3 separate regions of the Homo sapiens genome follow, and all the other regions are linked to region 2. Evidence: chromatin contacts called from ENCODE Hi-C or POLR2A ChIA-PET data. All regions are on one chromosome and are shown on one strand. The core of a region is the stretch at or near the end of the contact, and the rest is flanking DNA. Distances in the headings are between cores, read along the strand shown.

Region 1 (3,775 bases), core at 156-2,655, 1.6 Mb after region 2:
ACCCCCAATTTTCAGATAAGAAAAATGAGGCATAGAGAATGTGAAAATAAATAAAATTTAAAAGCTCTTGGAACCCCAGAGAACACATTAAGTCTTGAGAGATGTGACTGTGATCTCAGCCATGGAGCATGGAGTTGTAATTTCTGCTCCTTAGATTATAGATTAACTCTCTTCTTCAGTGTTCTTCTTCTGTAAATTATGAGGAGAGACAAGAGACCAGACCTCCTTCTAATCACTGATCTTTGTGATAGATTAACTGCCTCCTTTTTTGTACCTGTATTAGTCTGTTTTCACCCATTATAAAGAATTGCCCAAGACTGGGTAATTTATAAAGAAAAGAGGTTTAATTGACTCACAGTTCCACATGGCTGGGGAGGCCTCAGGAAACTTATAATCATGGTAGAAGAGAAGCAGGCACATCTTACATGGTGGCAGACGAGAGAGAGAGAGAGAGAGAGAGTGTATGAAAGGGAAAGAGCCCCTTATAAAACCATCAGATCTCATGAGAACTCACTCACTATCACAAGAACATCATTGGGGAAACTGCCCCCATGATCCAATCACTTCCCACTAGTTTCCTCCCTTGATACATGGGGATTATGGGGATTATAATTCACTATGAGATTTGGGTGGGGACACAGAACCAAACCCTATCAGTACCTAACTCAGTTAAGGTAGCACTAATTACCTCCCAAATTTTATATCTTCAGTGTGGAATGTTAAATAGACCTTTCCTGAAAAGAAAAATATTACCTTGTCTAATTGGATTACTGTAACTATACATTCAGCCATATACAGAAAAATATTGAAATTCTGTTAAGCTTTCTAAACCTTATCTATGTTAAGTGACCTCAAACTTCTACACTTCAAAGTGCTGACTTCCATTCTTTGGAATCTGTCTCCCAGGCCATCTTCAAACTTTGTACTTGAATAAACTCTCTTCAAAATTCAAAATAAACTCTCTTCAAGTCAAACTAGATTCTGACGCTTATTTCAAGTTGACATTTTGGCAACCATGAAAGGACCTAAAGCAAGCCTCTGTTGATTCCCCACTGCATTGCCCACAGTTAGGATCCTGGTACCAGCATGAACAGTTTTCATTCACTTGGCTTCACTGGAGCCAGCAGAGGGTCTCCGGTGAAGACCCTCTCAGGTTTTGAATCTCCCTGATTTGGGTTGAGAATCAGACTTTACTCAAGTGACCCAATTCCACACTTGATGGAGCTGGAATTGAAGCTCTACTTTAAGGTAAGAGTTTTTGTCTGTTCTCTAGATATTCTTCTGTTCACAGATTTGTGGTTTTCACTTTTCTCTAAGGTTAAGTGTTATTTGTAACTGCTCATTAACATTTGTACAGCTTTTTCTCTCATTTGAATTTTGGTCAGGGAAAGAAAGTTTCTCTCTCTGAAAAGAGGAAGTGAATGTGGCTTAAGCAAAATTTGCATAAAAGAAAAAAACCTGGCTAAACTCTGAAGCTTGGTTCATTTGACATATCTAAAGTTGTTTTGTTTGTTTCTGAGTGACCAAAAAGAAAAACTTTCTATGAGGATGGCCAGGTGCGGTGGCTCATGCCTGTAAACCCAGCTCTTTTGGAGCCCTAGGCAGGCAGATCACTTGAGGCCAGGCATTCAAGAACAGCCTGGTCAACATGATGAAACTCTGTCTTTACCAAAAAATACAAAATATTAGCCGGGTGTGGTGACATGTGCCTGTAATCCCAGCTACTCAAGAGGCTGAGGCAGGAGAATCACTTGAATTTGGGAAACAGAGGTTGCAGTGAGCCAAGATCATACCATTGCACTCCAGCCTGGGTGACAAAGTGAGACTCCGCCAAAAAAAAAAAAAAAAAAAAGAAAGAAAGAAAGAAAGAAGGAAGGAAGGAAAAAAAAGAAAAGAAAAGAAAGAAAGAGAGAAAGAAAGAAAGAAGGAAAGAAAGAAAGAAAGAAAGAGAAAGAAAGAAAAAGAAAGAAAGAGAGAAAAGCTTTCTATGAGGATGAAGATAAGTACCAAAGATAAGGGACACTGTTTCTCCTGGCCAAAAGGCATCTTAGGCTAATAAGGTCTTGCGGGAGTGTCTGAACTCATTACTCTTAACATGCAATAGTACTGTAGGGAGTTCTCAAAGAAGAACACACAGGAAATCTTGCTTAACCTGGTGGGCACATATGAAGGGCTGATCTTCTAGTGCCTTAAGTGCCCAGGATTCCTGGCTTTCACCAAGACAGGGAAGAAGAGAGAAGTGATTCACTGGTGTCACCTCAAGGAATAATCCCCATTAAGCAACATACCAGATCAAAAACATCTTTCCCATTTCATCTTTGATCACTTAAAAAGAGAATCCAAATTATGGGCAATCATCCATCTAAAACTGAGTCTTCCTTTTTAAGGAGAGATCCACCTTTAGAAATTCCAGCTGGATTCCTGTATAATATTGTGGTGCAACCTCCAGTCAATATCTAGAAAAGTTGTCTTTCTTAACCCATGAAGACCCCAAACAACAATGACCAAAGTGGGCTATCTTTGAAATACCTAAATTAGCTTATTTATGTGCACAATTAGAAAAAGCTATTTCTAAAATTAAAGAAAATAATTGGGAGAGTTACTTCTAACAGTACTTAGAAGCATCTGAAAAGCGCTCTGACAAAGTTCTTCCTCTACAGGAAGAAAATTAAAAGCCCTCTAAAACCATTTCTAAATTAAAAAAAAAAAAAACTGCCAAATCTTTTACTCCTCCTTCTGCTTCCCCAACTCTTTATTCCCCATCTCTTCCTCATCTGAACGACACTGCCCAGCCTTTCCTTCTTTTCCTCCCCTTCCCCTTCTTCCCACTCCTGTTGTTTTAGCTACATTTTGTGAATGGCTGGTATCTGGTAGAGGAGAACCTGCCTTAACTTATCAACTATGATCAAAGGTAGACATTAAAGGCATAATTAAGGAATTTCCTCATCCCCACCAAGACCCTATTGGTTTTGTCAGGAAATTTGAACTAAATATTCAAGTTTACAACCCTGATTTTTCCAATTTGTATTAAGTAGTTCACATGTTAGTATCAGAAAGTAAAGCTAAAGATTGGAAGAGCTAAGGCAAATTGGAGGAACCACTTGAAGGACTTTCATACATTTTCAGAAGACCACAAATGTGACCATGAGGTTTCAAAGGCTTTGCTCAAGCCACCCCTTCATTTGACCTTCCAAAGAATGGTCGACTGGAATAAAATACAACAATGTCAACAAAATTCAGATGAGTCAGAAATGACATATTTTGAGAGATTCGAAAAAATATTTAAACCATATTCAGGATTATCCAAAGAGAGTTAGGCTAATCATCAAAATGATACTCTCCTCAATTTCAATTTCATAAGTGGGTTACTTAGATGAAGAATTAGGACTAACAGTAAAAGGACAACACCATAGTTGGACAATTGCTCACATTCATGATTTGGTTAATTTTGCTGATCAATTATGTCATGCCTTAACTAAAGAAGAGAAAAAGAAGCCAAAGAAAAGAATAAGGCTAATAAGATTATGAATTTATAACTAAAACAATTATCTACCCAGTCTGAACCTCCAAAACATACCCCAAAAACCTCAGAATGAATTTAACCCTCTGCTTTGTCATTATTGCAAAAACACCCTGGTCACTTTAGGAAAGATTGCTGAAAACTAAAATGGAGGCAACAACAACAGGCAAAGGAAAAAAAGAAAAGGGGGGGTGCTCCAAGGAACTTAAAGAGACCTTGCCTTTCCTCCATATTTATATTTTGGGAGAAATAGAA
Region 2 (3,946 bases), core at 537-3,036:
TGAAGTTTCACATTTACACAAAATGATGTGTGTCTTTTGGTGGGGGAAGCGGATGTGAAATTCCCTACAGATAAGCCCAGGCTAGCTGACCAGATGAGGTGAGATTTCTTTCAGGTACTGCCTAAGCAATCAATGGCCAGAGAGGGCTGCGGGGCTGGGCTGCTGGGCTGCGAGGCTGCTGGGTGCTGAGGGAGCAGGGGGAATGTTCCCTGGGGTGTGGCTGGCCATGGTGCTCGCCATCCTGGAACAAATCAACTGAGGCGCAAATCTGCAGCACCTTTGCCACAGCCAGAATCCACGGTGGTTCCTCCGTGAGCACATGCCCTGAATTCCACCTGGCCTGTGCGTCATGCTCAGTTGGCAGGATATCAGAACCAATGCTGCCAACACCAGACTCTCCACGTGCGGAGCAATTTATGAAACCCTGGGGCCAGCAATGGCCACCTTTGCATCCTGGAGTTAGGATGACCCTGACACATCCCAGCCCCAGCATACACCACCGCGCTGCCCTGAGGCTGGGCTCTACCTTTTGAGAGCTACTGAGCTCTGCAGAGATGTGGGTGAAGGGAGCCACAGACATATCAGTCTGGCAGGGGCTTAGAGTCACTGCTCTAACTGCCTATCTGGCAGGTGAAGAAACAGAGGCCAGGGCAGGCAAGCCCTGACCAGGGCAGTGTACCTGCTTGGTAGACGAGTTCTCTCCTTCCCCCAGTGCAGTGCCTACTGTCTCTCTTTAGCTGTGCCTAGCTGGGTTGGGGTCTTTTCTCTGGGCTTCCCTAACCACTCCTGCTGACCCCTATCTGAGCTCCAACTTCTCCCTGGAAACCACGCATTAACCTATTACCTCCTCGCTACACTGTGAGTTCCTGAGAGGGGCTTGCGTCTTTCTCATCTGGCAGTTGGCCAGAGCCCCATAAGTACACTCAAGTTGAATGAGCGATTAAATGGGTGACTGCAACAAGCCTGGGCAGGAATGGGTAGTGCTCTTTTTGGTCATGGCTTCTTAAACACAAACAAGGTGGGCTTCATTGGGCCTTATTTCAGAAAAAAATATTCGTCTTATTATAAAAAGTAATGTTTGGCCAGGCACAGTGGCTCAAACCTATAGTTTCAGCACTTTGGGCGGCCAAGGTGGGAAGATTGCTTGGGCCCAGGAGTTTGAGACCAGCCTGGGCAACATAGTGAGACCCTGTCTCTTAAAAAAAAAAAAAAGTTAGCTATGGTGTTGCATGCTTGTGGTCCCAGCTACTTGGGAGGCTAAAGCAGGAGGATCACTGGAGCCCAGGAGTTGGAGGCTGTAGTGAACCATGACTGTGCCACTGCACTCCAGCCTGGGCGACAGAGAAGACCCTGTCTCAAAAAACAAGTAAGTAAAGCAAAATAAAAAGTAATGTTTGACTTGAACTTACAAGTTAAAGAACTGATGAGTCGATTGTGCTGTTTTGATTCTGTGGCTCCTGTCATCCGTCTCACTCTACCTCCCAGCGACACAGTCCTGTCCTCCTAGATACATGTACCCTAGCTTGAGAAGTGGGACTGCGGGAAGCTGGGCCAACCAGGTGGCTTATTCACTGTCTGCTGGGGCAGGAGGCAGGGCAGGGGCAGGAGGGAGGCAACCCCAGCCTGTGCCCGGCTTCCCCGAGGCGTGTGCCTTGTGCGGCTGCTGAAGGAGTGACTCCTGAGGAAACCAGCTTTTCCAGGGAGGCAAGGGATGGGAGAAGAGGGTGGAGAAGGAAGTGGTCACACCACTTGCCTTCTGCCAATACTGTCCCTTTCTTACGCGTTAACCTTCCACTCTGAGCTATGACACTTTCAGTACTAGTGTGGTAAGTTCTACAGGAAACAGGAAACATGGTTTAACAGACATCCCTTTAAGCTTTAAGTGTAGCCCAGGCCCTGTTCTAGCTAGAATGAAGTTTTGCATAATGAATAGATACCAGATTCCCCTGAAGGGCTCTTGCCCCAGAGACTCTCAGTGGCCCACGTTCACAGGTACTTGCAGGCATGCATATATGCTTCTCACCTCTTAGGAAATGGCCTTTGCAGGCATGAAAAAACAAATACCTCAAGTTCCCTTCCTGAGCCTCTTAGGCAACATGAAAAAACTACATACCAATCCCGAGAATGGAAGCTGGTTTGGAGTTTCACCTCACAAAAAGCTGGCCCCACCATGCTCACCCAAATGGCAGATTTATGAAGGTTCTGTTTGACAAGAGCAAAGGATCCACTTTGAGCAGCTCTGGGCCTATGGAAGGCAAGGTGTTCATGTTTAAGCACAAAGGTAAACAGAGCATAGCAGCAGGTTACAGAGATCATTTATTTTCCCGCTGATGACAGACATGAGCTCTGGCCCAGGGCCCAAACTTCTTATCCTTGAAAAACACATTTTACAGATTGCCGGCAGAGACAGCCAACCCAGATTAAGCTGCCAGACCTAACTATTTTAGATCTTCCTCCTACTCCTCTGGAAAAAAAAAATATAAGATAACGATTTTTGTCCCTGAAAAACAATGAGAGGAACTAAAGGAAAGCCCGGGCTCTATTCTTAGGGGTCTGCTGCCCTCCAGAAAGCCCAGCGTACAACTTCAGGCAGGCCCATGACACGCCAAGTGTTTGCATTTTGGAAGAATCCTAATAGAATTCCTTCAAGTGGCAGATTCCTGAGGACATTTCAGGATTTATTTACAGATCGTTAACTTACTTGTCACAGAAACCGAAGGGCAGGGAAATTTTGAGCTGACATTTTGGAATGCCACCCTCAAAGGGTGATCAACCAGAAATAAAGATAAAGTGCCTTTGAAATGATAAATATGAAGTAATGGGGACAAGGATTTGTTTCATAGGCACCGTTTCAGAAAAACATCTCTAATGTAAAGTGAAGCCCAGAAGTATATTTTACCTGCTCTTCACTGACTATGTAATTAATGTTTCAGTGACTGACAATTCTCACTTATCACCATAAATTTTTTTCTAGAAATTGCCACATAAATTGGAGCATCATAAAACAGGTTTCTGCAAACTGGTTTGTATGTTTTTTATCATAATAATGAGGTTATAGCCGGGTGCATTGGCTCACGCCTGTAATCCCAGCACTTTGGGAAGCTGAGGTGGGTGGATCACCTGATGTTAGGAGTTTGAGACCAGCCTGGCTAACATGGTGAAACCCTGTCTCTACTGAAAATACAAAAATTAGCCAGGCGTGGTGGCTTGCGCCTGTAATCCCAGCTACTTAGGAGGCGGAGGCAGGAGAATTGCTTGAATCCAGGAGGCAGAGGTTGCAGTGAGCTAAGATCTTGCCATTGCACTCCAGCCTAGGCAACAAGACTGAAACTTCCTCTCAAAACAAACAAACAAACAAACAAACAAATAATGAAGTTATAAATTTGGACTTACATTCTGGGTTAGGGACTTGACATCAAGCACATCAGATATGATTTGATAATTTCTGTCAGGAATGCAATAATAAAATAGCTCTAAACTCCGTGGTCATTATAAATAGTAAACTCATGCTCCAAGCACTATAAAATGGGCATGGGCGCACTGTCTGCATCCCACTGGTTTCCTGTTACCCCACCTGCTGCCTCTTGCTTGACCATGGGCTGTTGATGGAAACTGAGGACTAAACTTATAAGGCCCACCAAGCTTATCTTGCCTTGCTTGCTTTTAGCCGCTTGCTTCTAGCTGATTTTAAAATCCATATAGCTAAATAATATATATCTGCCAGTAGCTTCCTTATAGTTAACAACTCTAAGGCATTGCTCACCATGGTAACAGTTGTTTTTCAGGAAGTGGGGGTCAGTCCTTGTCCACTTCAAACCAGCTGAGACCACCAGCCCTTCAACTGGACCTGTGTGAATGTCCAGTTGATATGGACAGGAGACAGGGAAATACTGGGTAGAAGAGGGTGGTTCCCTGGCAAAGGCCCCACCCTAAAGCCTGGAAACCT
Region 3 (3,945 bases), core at 144-2,643, 1.8 Mb after region 2:
AGCCCCTAGGCTTTGTGAATGACAGCTGGAAAGGATGGAAGTGTTTCATTTTTTAAAAATAAAAATATGATATTGTAATTTTGGACAAAGGAGTAGGGAACAAAGCCCAAGAAAGTTCAGGAAAGAATTGTGAGATTTTGTGCATATGGAGCAGTAACTCCTAGACCAGATGTCAAAGACTGCCATGAAGCTGGAGAGGAGACAATTCTCCCCATCTGTGTGGTGGAGGCTGCTCAATGTCCCCCAATTTCGCTTCATCTCATCTTGCTTATTAATACAATTTCAGTTAGGCACTCAGCTGACAGGACTATGTTTCACAGATCCCCTTGCAGCTAGGTGTGGCTTTGTAATCAGATGGAATGAGGGGATATGATTGTAGAAACTGGAGCAGCCATCTTGAATGAAAGATGCAAGGCAAGCTCTGATGATGGCAGAGTCACGAGATAAAAGGAGCCTGGGACCCTGTCACAGGACAGAGCTGCCAGCAATACCGTCTCTATAACAAACACTAAATTTAATTATTCATATCTAAATCTGAACATAGGCAGTAATTTCTAACCAGTGTTTAGCCCAGCACAAGGCCTGGGTGGTAGACTTCCAATAAATGTAGAATTAAGTTTATTCACACTATATAGACTTATTGCAAGGCAAGAATGAGACCTTAGACTTTCGTGCTCAATCTTGAAGACAATGTTTTTCAACCCTTTTCAACAGATTCTCTCTCAAAACCTAAAATCTCATCCACCATCCCACTCTCTTTTTACCAGGGAGATGTGTTTCTCAACTAAAGAAATAGAAGAAAGTGTGTTCTCTACGTATTGTCAGTTAGCTAATTAGAGCAGAATGCTGGTGATGCCAAAATCTGTAGCCCCATCCCTTATATGGCATTTGAGAGGAGCGAGTATAAAGCAGTAGATAATACCAAAGGTTTTGGCCTCAGGGCCGCAGTTATCTCTCCTTTGTGAGACCTTGGGGGCACTGTTTAACCTCTCTGGGTCTCATCCAAGAAATGGAAATACTAATAATACTCCATATGGTTGTTGCAAGGATGAAATGAGATGTCTGTAGGAAGTGCCGAGGAATGCCTAGCACAACCAAGAGCTTGTTGAACTTGTCACGCTTTACTGTCGATAATGTGCATTAAGCAAACGCTAGTTTTATTTGTTTATTTCATCTTCTAAGTATAAGAATACATTGTAGCTCGACATTTTGGCACCAGCCCCTAAAGCATTCCCACCACCACCCCCGCTGCGACAAAGCCCTGCGCTCCTTACGACAGCGTACGACGCCGAGCCTGACAGGAACGCCTCGTGCGGTAGAACCGCGCGGGCCAATCGCGCTGCTCCCGGGTGATGACGTAGGCTGCGCCTGTGCATGCGCAGGGAGGGGAGACCTTGGCGGAGCGGCGGAGGCGCCCAGCGGAGGTGAAAGTATTGGCGGAAAGGAAAATACAGCGGAAAAATGCAGAGCTGGAGTCGTGTGTACTGCTCCTTGGCCAAGGTGAGGGCCGAGTAGGTGAGGTCGTGTTGAGCCAGAGGCACGGAAGGTCCCGCTCAGTGGGTCCGGTACGCGGCTTAACCGTGTTGGGCTGGCGGAGGCGGGCGCCTGGGCCGCACCACCCCTGGCCCCGCCTCTGCACTGGCTCAGCCCGGCCCTGGGCTCCGAGGTGGCCGCTCATCCTGCAGCAGGCGAGGGACGGGGCTGGGCCCAGGCTGTGGCGAGTCCTTTCGGGTTGTGTGACGGCCGGCGGTCACACATGCCACACCCCCAAGCCTGGGCCGAGGGCCATCCCGGTCACACATAGGCCTCTACCTTGGAGGAAGTGTAAGCCACCCATGTCCCGTATAGTCTGGCTTTTTATACCATTTGCCTTTTTCTCATCCTAATTCTGATCCCTGAGTGGCCTAAGTTTATGCAGTGGGCAGGTAACCCTGGGGTCACTTCTTGAATGGTTTAGATCCAGTCAGCTCCAACAGATAGCCCTCGGAATTCCCCTAAGGTCTTGTCAGTGTTGGCAGCTTTCAACTGGTGTTCATTGCCATCTCTCACGACTTCCTGGAGGCTTAAATCTTTAATTGCAGCAGGTTATCAGAACAACTCTCCTTTTTAATCTGCTTACCAGATACAGCCAAATTGTGTGTATGTGGCACCGTGGCTGGGTACTATGTTAGTGGAGACCTTAAAAATAATATAGCGATCAAACCCTTTTGTTTCAGAGATGAGGAACCTGAGTTCTCAAAAGTTAATGTAACATTCTGCAAGTCATGCTTTTAGGGAGCGGCGGAGGTGGGACTGAAACTCAGGATTGTCAATCTGCTGCTTTTTGGGTTTGCTGTCCTGACCTCAAATGTTAAGAGTTGCCTTGGAATAGGAAACATCAGTGTAGGTTTTGTCACTGCCGCCCATTTTCCTGCTGTGAGCAGGGGTTATTTGCTTGCTTGCTTTCTGCCTCATTGCCCTTAGGAAATGGTAGCCGTCCACATATAGAGATTAGGGAGATTATGATGCAATTTGTCAAACTGTAGTAGCACCAGAACGTAAGTACATTACTTGGTGCATTTTCCTAAGTTACCTTGTCTAATTTGCTATTCCTAGTTGATGTCTCAGGAACATCTTCATAGATTGTTCTAAGTAAATACGGACTGTATATACACGCTAGCTTAGAGTTAGGAAACAAAAATTACAGGTAAAAAGATTATCATGTATAGATTATTCAAGTATTTAAGTTAGAACTTTCAGAGCTTTATTTATTTATTTATTTATTTATTTATTTTGAGACGGAGTCTCACTCTGACATCCAGGCTAGAGTGCAATGGCACTATCTCAGCTGACTGCAACTTCCGCCTCCCGGGTTCAAGTGATTCTCCTGCCTTGGCCTCCCGAGTAGCTGGGATTACAGGCACCCACCACTACACCCGGCTAATTTTCTTGTATTTTTAGTAGAGTCGGGGCTTCACTATGTTGGCCAGGCTGGTCTCGAACTCCTGACCTCAGGTGATCCGCCCACCTCAGCCTCCCAAAGTGTTGGCATTACAGGCGTGAGCCACCACGGCCGGCTCAGAGCTTTATGACATTAAAATGATCCCTGGCACTAATAATTAGCCATGTTTTCTGAAAATTGAATAAAAATACCATTGAATACGTTTTTAAAATTAAGTTAAATATGAGATGATTTGTTGACTATTGATAATAAAAAGATGGGTGTGGCAAGCTGAGGCTGAAAAATTTAAATGATTAGTTATTGTCAAAGAGGGGATATTGATCTGTAGCTTCTGTGTGGCAATGGAAGAAGATACACTAATAATCCTCGCTTGATACGTTTGCCCAAAATTGTTCTGTTATCATCAACCTTCAGTAGTTCTATGTTTTGAATTCATATCTTACATAATAGGGACATTTTCTTTTTCTAGAGAGGCCATTTCAATCGAATATCTCATGGCCTACAGGGACTTTCTGCAGTGCCTCTGAGAACTTACGCAGATCAGCCGAGTAAGTACTTAAGTAAAACATTTTTTTCATCACATTAGCTGACAGTTCCTTTCTATTTCAATGTAAAAGCAAGTGAATATTGGAATAACTTATGTTAAGTGTCTTATAGTTCATTTGTTCATGTATTTATTCGTTTGAATGTATATTGAGCTAGTGTGTTCCAGGCGGTGAACAAGGTAAAAAAACCCTGCTCTTATGAAACTTGTAATTTGGTGATAAAAGACAAACAATATATAAGTAATGGATAAATATTTTGGGAAGTAACTGAAAATTAAAGCAGGTAATAGGGAGGAAGAGAGATAATTTTAGATACAGTGTCAGGAAAGGCCTTTCTGAGGAGATGATGTCTGGGCAGGGTCCTGAGTGAAGTGGGGGAGTGAGGTTACTTCAGGCAGAGGGAAACAACACTGAGAAAGGCCTGAGGTGGGACTTAGCTTGTGAAGTTTAAGGAGTAAT

Evidence for each region. Hi-C counts contacts between places; a loop is a spot of excess contacts on that map. ChIA-PET counts read pairs that join two places held with the same protein, here RNA polymerase II (POLR2A). Pooled maps may share reads with other maps.
Region 1: a map with no recorded cell type shows a loop between it and region 2 (8-fold over the local background). The contact joins two enhancer-like sites. A Hi-C loop is called at or near these places in 2 of 37 single-sample maps with no recorded cell type and 2 of 50 pooled maps.
Region 3: a loop to region 2 is called in a map with no recorded cell type, with 5 times the contacts of the local background. The contact joins the promoter of DLD here to the enhancer-like site in region 2. A Hi-C loop is called at or near these places in 1 of 37 single-sample maps with no recorded cell type and 2 of 50 pooled maps. POLR2A ChIA-PET finds 5 or more read pairs at or near these places in 1 of 52 experiments (GM10248).

Annotation. Positions count from the first base shown.
Region 1 is chr7:107,637,351-107,641,125 of GRCh38, forward strand. No RefSeq gene overlaps it. Among named protein-coding and RNA genes, the nearest start is that of SLC26A4, 22 kb to the right of the region's middle. RefSeq lists an enhancer at 1,218-1,367. Within about 2 kb of position 1,406, at least 3 of the 41 ENCODE cell types and tissues checked have a DNase peak (open chromatin) inside an H3K27ac peak, as active enhancers do.
Region 2 is chr7:106,069,890-106,073,835 of GRCh38, forward strand. No RefSeq gene overlaps it. Among named protein-coding and RNA genes, the nearest start is that of SYPL1, 40 kb to the right of the region's middle. RefSeq lists an enhancer at 2,194-2,488. Within about 2 kb of position 1,787, at least 28 of the 41 ENCODE cell types and tissues checked have a DNase peak (open chromatin) inside an H3K27ac peak, as active enhancers do.
Region 3 is chr7:107,889,790-107,893,734 of GRCh38, forward strand. DLD (dihydrolipoamide dehydrogenase) reads left to right here and starts at 1,394. Exons shown (of 14, transcript NM_000108.5): 1 at 1,394-1,500; 2 at 3,411-3,489. The coding sequence starts at 1,462. RefSeq lists enhancers at 1,095-1,174, 1,132-1,814, 1,325-1,564 and a silencer at 1,625-1,734.